Regions from separate parts of the Homo sapiens genome. Here region 1 is linked to region 2. Evidence: chromatin contacts called from ENCODE Hi-C data. All regions are on one chromosome and are shown on one strand. Each heading gives the region's core, a stretch centred on a gene start or an enhancer-like site at or near the end of the contact. The rest is flanking DNA. Distances are from core to core; before and after follow the strand shown. Region 1 holds the start of MYO3B (myosin IIIB). Region 2 overlaps CERS6 (ceramide synthase 6).

What was found. A loop is a pair of places that touch in the nucleus more often than their neighbours do. Pooled maps may share reads with other maps.
Region 1: a map with no recorded cell type shows a loop between it and region 2 (6-fold over the local background). The contact joins the promoter of MYO3B here to the enhancer-like site in region 2. A Hi-C loop is called at or near these places in 1 of 37 single-sample maps with no recorded cell type and 2 of 50 pooled maps.

The regions. Positions count from the first base shown.
Region 1 is chr2:170,176,897-170,181,037 of GRCh38, reverse strand. It overlaps MYO3B (myosin IIIB), which reads right to left and starts at 2,891. Exons shown (of 35, transcript NM_138995.5): 1 at 2,749-2,891. The coding sequence starts at 2,750. RefSeq lists an enhancer at 480-709.
Region 2 is chr2:168,488,747-168,492,965 of GRCh38, reverse strand. All of the region lies in intron 1 of CERS6 (ceramide synthase 6), which reads right to left. Among named protein-coding and RNA genes, the nearest start is that of CERS6, 35 kb to the right of the region's middle. RefSeq lists an enhancer at 2,391-2,780. Within about 2 kb of position 2,330, at least 9 of the 41 ENCODE cell types and tissues checked have a DNase peak (open chromatin) inside an H3K27ac peak, as active enhancers do.

The DNA of each region.
Region 1 (4,141 bases), core at 1,642-4,141, 1.7 Mb before region 2:
AGGCCCATCATCATGGAGAGATTATCTAATAAATCATAATAGTTACATAAAATTAAATACAATGTAGCCACAGGTAACCACCAAAAAGAAAAAAGGTAAATTTTCTGCCAATTAATATGGAAAGAATGCCAAATATACAATTAAGATTTGTTTTAAAAGTGTTGAATAGTGTATAGAGAGGACAATTTTTGTGTAAATACAAAGAATATTTGCATTTCTAGTCATTTTATGTGTATATTTGTGTGTATGTCTCTATGTATGTGTATATCCTTATATACATTTTTCCAGAAGGCTACACAGGAAACTCTTAAACTTTAGGGAGAGGTGGTAAAAATCAGAGAGTTTGGAAAAGAGAGAAATTTATATGCTTTTTAAAATTATTACACATTTTTAGTCATGTTTTTTGCTAGTGCATATGTTATTCTACTTTTTAAAATAAATATTTTTTAAAAAAACATATAAGAGATCTCTACAGAGGAGACTATTATGACCCAAATGTGTGCTGAAGTCAGAGGATAGCAGAAACCATATGAAACAGAGGCTCATCCTGAGAAGAAAAAGAAAACAGAGAAATAAGAAACTGAAAGGACCATGCTTGAGAGAGTGAGACAAAGAGGATTAGTGAGTGGGTTCACTGTGAATTCTACATCTTGGCCCTCTGAGGCCTGCTAAGCTTTGCTGTCTGTCCTTGTAACCCATGAAATTTCCTACTGCATTCTTCCAAGCAGCCCCTCTTTTCATGAGCTGATTTGAGTTTCTCGTGAGCTAGTTTTAGTTCCTTAACAACCCCAAATTGGTCTAGTCTGATCCCTTGTTGAATACCCTGAATTAGTCCCTAACGGAGGTACAGCCTTACCTTGTTGAAAGTAAAGCACTCTGCAGCATGCACCCTGTGAATGTCTGCAGTTAGTCAAGCCTAGCGAGCATGATTTAAATAGAAACTTGCCCAGCAACATTTTATACTCATTAGAAAATTCATGATGAAGATTTCCATTGCTCAGTATGCTATTCAGAATATTTTTTCTAGATGTTATAGTATGGTATATATGAATCACAAATCATAGAATGCTTTCAAATCTAGAGAATAGATTTTAGAAAGAAGAAATCGGAAACCTGAACTGTGAAATGTCAGAGGAAATCTGTACAAATATTAAATATAACACCCAGAGATACACAGAATAAGGAAACACATACCATACAAGCGTGAGTAAATTAGAGAATAATTCCAAACCAATACATAAGCAAGTGCATAATAGTTGTGTTAGTCCATTTTCTGCTGCTGTAACAGAATACCACAGACTGCATCATTTATAAACAATAGAAGTTTATTTGGCTCATGGTTCTGGAGGCTGGGAAGTCCAAGATCAAGGGGCCACATCTGGTGAGGGCCTTCTTGCTGCATCATAACATGGTGGAAGGTCTCACATAGTGAGACAGGGCAAGAGAGTGAGAGCTCAAGAGAGAGAAAAAGGAGACTGAACCTATCCTTTTACTAGGAGCCGTCTCCCACAATAACAGCATTAATCCATTCATAAGGGCAGAGCCCTCATGACCTAGTCACCTCTTAAAGGTCCCATTTCTTCTCACAATGGCAATTAAATTTCAACATGATCTTTGGAGGGGACATTCAAACCATAACCATGGTAAAGACGTAAGAGTAGGAACTGGCTTCTTCACAAACCACCTATCTGGATGCTGCTAGATAGGGCCTGTTCAAGTATAGCTCAAATGTCTTCTCTTCTAGGAGGCCTTTCCTAATTTTCCCACTAGAACTGACCTTTATGGTTCCACTGATTATGTACTCTTTTCCTTTCTTTAAATTTTATTTTATTTTAAGTTCCAGGTTACATGTGCAGGACGTGCAGGTTTGTTACACAGATAAACATGTGCTATGGTGGGTTGGCTGCACCTATTAAGCCCCCCATGCATTAGCTATTTATCCTGATGCTCCAGGGGAGACACTCAGGACTGGCATTTGACAGAGCTTGGTAGAGGAATCCAATGATCTCTAGGTTGATCTCTAAGTTCCATCTCTAATGTTCTATGGATTTTAAACCTTGAATATACAAAATTACTGAGAGGAAGAAAAGAATCATGGCATAATGGAATTTATCTACTATTGTTTACATTGTCATGTTACCAAATTAACAAATCTGTCATGATATTGCAGTCACTAAGGAACAATACATACCCACAGCTCTTACAAATGATTAACTAAATGATCAGATTTTTCATTTCCCCACCAAAGCATGAGGAAATTTATCTTAGCTTTAGCTGCCTGAAACCTCTCTTGGGTGAAAAACATTAAAAACATCTGCAAATTACTGATGACTAATGCCCTTCAATTTGGCCTCAAGCTGAGAAATTCTGTGCAGAAATAAAGTGGTTTATAATCCCACAGGTCCATTCTATTATAAACTGCAGGTGGCAAATCAAGTGACTATGAACTATGCTGTGTGTATGTGTGTGTGTGTGTGTGTGTGTGTGTGGTGTGTGTCTGTGTAAAAAGCAATACTCAAGAGGGTGTTTATCCTACTCCTTCAAGAGAAATTTAACCACCCAGACAAAAGGCAAATGCTAACTGAGAGGACCCAGGAATCTGGGTGATGTCAGACAGAGGCCCAAAGCCAGAGTGGCTGTCATCCCCCTCCACTGCCCACCAGCCAGGGCAGCTGCATCTGCCCTTTGCAGAAAAACAATCTAAAGCAAGCACAGAAGAAAGCTGGAAGGAAAATAACTGCAACTCACATCGATGACCTATTTTCTGAATCCGGCTTATGAGAGATTGGATTCTCATTCCTCCAAAAACCAGCAGAACACTTCAGGCCCAGAAAATGGTGTCTTTGATGACTAGAATGTATGACACATCATTACCAAAGGACTTTCGATCTAGGTTCCAAGAGGTGTTAGCCTCAGATGACTATTGTGGGAGGAGCTGATAAATCCACCAAATCCTTGGTGACTTTGCTTCACTATTAGGCAAGATTAAGATGATGCTAATTGGTAGTGAGCCTGATCTATTTAGTGTCTCCTACCAGGACACAGAGCAGAATCAAAACCATTCTCACAGATCCTGTTTGCATGTCATTTAACAGTTCCAATGTGATATTCCCCCAACCTTTTAAAGTTCCTTCATTCCAGATTAAATTCCTTCATTCCAAATGCTGCACAATCAAAACTAATCATCTTTTTGTGAGCAAAGGGCATAATCAAAGCATGTAGTCAGGGTCACTTTTCTGAACTGCAGATAAACCCAGGGGAAACACCATGAGTTTCTGATCTGAATTACCAAGCAATGAAACAGTGACTATTCAACAGTGACTATTCATTCAGTAGCATGCCCTGGGCTATATACAGAACAGTAGGTTAAGAGGAGGCAGGGGGTGGGGGGGTGGTGCTGGGCATGGTGGATCACGCCTGTAATCCCAGTACTTTGGGAGGCCAAGGCTCGTGGATCACCTGAGGTCAGGAGTTCGAGACCAGCCTGGCCAACATGGGGAAACCCCATCTCTACTAAAAATACAAAAATTAGCAGGGTATGGTGGTGTGCGCCTGTAATCCCAGCTACCAGGGATGCTGAGGCAGGAGAATTGTTTGAACCTGGGAAACGGAGGTTGCAGTGAGTAGAGATTCTGCCACTGCACTCCAGGCTGGGCAACAAAGTAAGACTCCATCTCAAAAAAAAAAAAAAAAAAAAAAAAGGGAGAGAGGGGAAGTGAGAAACAGGAGGGTAGGGTCCCCAGAAAGCTTCTTTTCTGGCCAGCTAACATGACACATAGGCCCATGTGAAATAGTTGAAGACTGTGCAATAACACTGGATAAGCTATATCCATCAATTCTGAGGAGGAGTCAGTTCAACCCAGGACCAAGACTTGAGTGGGAATGCTTCCTGGAGCAGATAAATCTAGGTACAGTTTTGAATGAAGAAGTGAAAAGGATTAGTGTAGATGAGGCAGGAGAGAAACCCAGAGCCAAGAAACAGCACACAGAGAATGCAAATATGAAGAAGGTGATTTAAAGGACAGCGATCTTACTCCCGCTAGTCAATAATGGCCTTTGTGTTTCCATTTACTGTCATAAGAATCTTAAGAATGGGGATAATGTGTTCTATCTTCCTATATTTCCTACAGTATTTGCACAT
Region 2 (4,219 bases), core at 1,081-3,580:
TAAGAGGAAATTTTAACACTCATTGTATACCACTCAATTGTTTCCTATACATAATTTAAAAATTAAAACAAAATTACATTTAGAGTCATTATGTATAAAAATGGTGAAAATGCTTAAGCTATAAAGTTACTGTGACAGGACAAACTTTTTAATACAAAATAATTTTAACTACATATTCCTCTCCCAATAAAAGAAACTAGAAAACTTAAACGTAAGACCTAAAATCATAAAAATCTTAGAAGAAAGCCTAAGCAATACCATTCAGGACATAGGCATGGCCAAAGACTTCATGACTAAAACACCAAAAGCAATGGCAACAAAAGCCAAAATCGACAAATGGGATCTAATTAAACTGAAGAGCTTCTGCACTGCAAAATAAACTATCATCAGAGTAAACAGGCAACCTACAGAATGGGAGAAAATTTTTGCAATCTATCCAGCTGACAAAGGGCTAATATCCAGAATCTACAAAAAACTTACACAAATTTACAAGAAAAAAACAACCCCATCAAAAAGTGGGCAAAGGATATGAACAGACACTTCTCAAAAGAAGACATTTATGTGGCCAACAAACATGAAAAAGAGCTCATCATCACTAGTCATTAGAGAAATGCAAATCAAAACCACAATGAGATACCATCTCACACCAGTTAGAATGGTGATCATTAAAAAGTCAGGAAACGACAGATGCTGGAGAGGATGTGGACGAATAGGAATGCTTTTACGCTGTTGGTGGGAATGTAAATTAGTTCAGCCATTGTGGAAGACAGTGTGGCAATTCCTCAAGGATCTAGAACTAGAAATACCATTTGACCCAGCAATCCCATTACTGGGTATATACCCAAAGGATTATAAATCATTCTACTGTCAAGACACATGCACACGTATGTTTACTGCGGCACTGTTCACAATAGCAAAGACTTGGAACCAACCCAAATGCCCATCAATGATAGACTGGATAAAGAAAATGTGGCACATATACACCATGGAATACTATGCAGCCATAAAAAAGGATAAGTTCATGTCCTTTGTAGGGACATGGATGAAGCTGGAAACCATTATTGTCAGCAAACTAACACAGGAACAGAAAACCAAACACCACATGTTCTCACTCGTAAGTGGCAGCTGAACAATGAGAACACATGGACACAGGGAGGGAAACACACACTGGGCCTGTTGGGGGGTGAGGGGCTAGGGGAGGCGATAGCATTAGGAGAAATACCTAATGAGTTGATGGGTGCAGCAAACCACCATGGCACGTGTATACCTATGTAACAAACCTACACGTTCTGCACATGTATCCCAGAGCTTAAAGTATAATTTTTAAAAAAAAGAGAAGCTAGAAAACTTGAACACTATTAACCATAGTTCCATAGTTAACCCTAAGGAGTCAGTTTCTACTTTCTTACTGTGTCTACTTTCCTATTGTTTAAAGTATTTACAATAAGCATTTATCACTTTCATTATTGAAAAAAAAACAAAGATTAGAAAAGAACAAATAGCACAGAAAATATACTAATATGATAAGTGGCAGGATTACAGTTGTTTTGCTGACTCCTAAATATAAAGTCAAATATAAAGAAGCCAAGACTGTCACTTGGAAATGATTAAGTTCAAAGTAAAAACTAAGACTGCTTTTAATGAAAAACAGCCAAACATGGGCGCAAAGCCCTATATGAACAAAGGAAGAAGCACTCCTTAGTTTTAAGTATTTTTAACCTAATCCTCTTTCCTTCCTCATATTCTTCTTTTGCAGATGTGGTAACCCTGTTTTCTTTCAAACAGTCATTTGGAAAGAGAAGCTGACAATGGCAGTTTGCTGGAGCCAGGTCACAGACTCCATCCTCAGCGTGACTGTCAACTGCCTGCAGACAATGAGGCTCTTCCCTCACCTCTTTGGCACTCCTTGCTTCTAGGCTTCCCAGTTCTTTTGGGACTTTCGTTTTTCCCCTCAGAAAATGTTACCTGCCTCCCCAAAGTATGAATACAAAGTACATCTCACAAAACAGTGAAAAGAAGAAAATTGCTGTTTTAAGTTAGCCCGATGTCAAAGTGTCACTTGGTAGCAAAATATGGATCTTCTTTGCAAACTCTGCGGGGAAGGTCTGTTGACATTATACACACTATCATCATATATTCTCTCCTTTGAGGTATAGACGTACTTTGTAAAGCAGAAACAAAAGAAAAGCAGGGAGCCCCAGTTCCTCTCTGATAGTAAGCCCAGTAGAGCCTCTCTCTCTCTCTCGCTTTTTAAAACTAAAAGCTCTGGCCACAAAAAGAGCTGAGTGCCTGGGACAGAGATGAGCAACAAAGGGAAGTATGGGTTGTGACCTGAGTGAGAAAAGTCATATCCTGTAAACTTAGCAGAAGCATGTGCTCGATACTCAACAGCTACCAAAATAATACAAAGAGCAACAACTGAGGACTGAAATGTTAACAAGGTGAATTCTGGAGGAGTCAAATGTAAAGAAATGATCTACAAGGAGATGAGTTTCCAGTTTTGTTTTGTTTGGTTTTGTTTTTTCTTTTATTCTGGCAGCTATGTCCTGGAGCAGGACCCAGTCACAGAGCCCCACTATACAGCAGAGCAGCAGGACAGCAGCCTGAGCCACTCATACTCCAGGAAACCCAGTCTTTATGACCACAGGAACCTGGAAAAGGAGCCCTCACAGGCCAAAGAGGATGGGGGAATCACGGAGAGAAAGAAAATGGAGAAGCGAATCCCCTAATTCTGAACATGAATCAGCACAATTCCTGGCTTCACCCTAAGCTGTGCATGCATGACACAGATCTAGAACAGTATAGCAACAGCTATAAGAACTGAACTAAGTCTAGAAACCACTGCCCCTGAGAGGCACACACGGGACAGACCCAGAGTTGCATCACAAAGGCTTTGAAACCTGAACTGAGATTAGTACCACTTGCCACAAGAAGGTGAGACAGAAATATAACCTGAATCTAGCTGGGTTTATTGCCTGCTAAAAGAAATTTTAAAAGATCAACATTATTTAGAAGATTAGAACAGGACCCAGAATCTATACCACATAACATACACAATGTCCAGGATACAATCCAACATCATTCCACATACGAAGAACTAGGAAAATATGATCAGTTCTTAGGGAAAAAAGCAATCAGATTCCAACTCTGAGAAACCCAAAGGACAAATATTATAAATATCCTCCATGGTGATATGGAATGAATGGAAAGACAGAAGTTCTCAACAGAAAAATTAAAACTAGAAAAACAAGTGCATATTGTGGAAATAAAAATATAATATCTGAAATAAATTCATGGGATAGCTCAAGTCAAAATATATATATAACCGAAGAAAGAGTAAGTGAACTTGAAGAGTCAGTGAAATGATCCAATATGAGGAACAAAGAAAAAAAAATTTGTTGAGACAAATGAGCTGAGCCTCAAAGACCTGCAGGAAAATATCACAAAGTTCTAGCATTCATGTCACTGGTTTTCCAGAAAAAAAAAAAAAAAAATTGGTGGAGAAACTATTTGAAGAAATAATAGCCCAAAACTTCCCACTCATTAAAAGACACAAATTTACAAATGCAAGAAGTTCACAAACCCCAAACAGAATAAGCTCAAAAATAGTCACACTTAGTCAACTGCTTAAAAGCAAAAATAAAGTATTCACAATGGCTAAAGTTACACATTATTACAGAGGAAGAATGGTTTGAATTACTGAAAACTTCACATCATAAACCAAGCAGGCAAGAAATCAATAGAAAAACATCTTTAAAATGCTGAAGGAAAAAAATCCACCAACCTAAAATTCCATATCCATCAATAACATCCTTCAGGAAAGAAAGCTAAATAATGGTATTTTTAGATGGAGGAAAATTAAAAGTATTCATTTTCAGCAGACTTGCTCTACAAAAAGCTAAGGAGCGTGCTTCAGGCTTAAGGGAAATAACCTCAGAAAGAAATTGGAATCTTCACAAAAAACAGAAATAATAAATATCTCGGTAAATATAGAAGACTACTTTCCCTTAAGTTCTTTAAAATTTATATGATTGCTGAAAGCAAAATGTGTAACACTGGTGGGGTTTCAATGTATGTAGATGTAATATACATCATGATTATAACCTACAGGTAAGTGGGGAAGGATAAAGGAAACTCTATCATAAAGAGTCTACATTTTACTTAAAGAATATAACATTAACTCTTGAGTAGAGTGTGAAAGTTTTGGTGTATTATATTA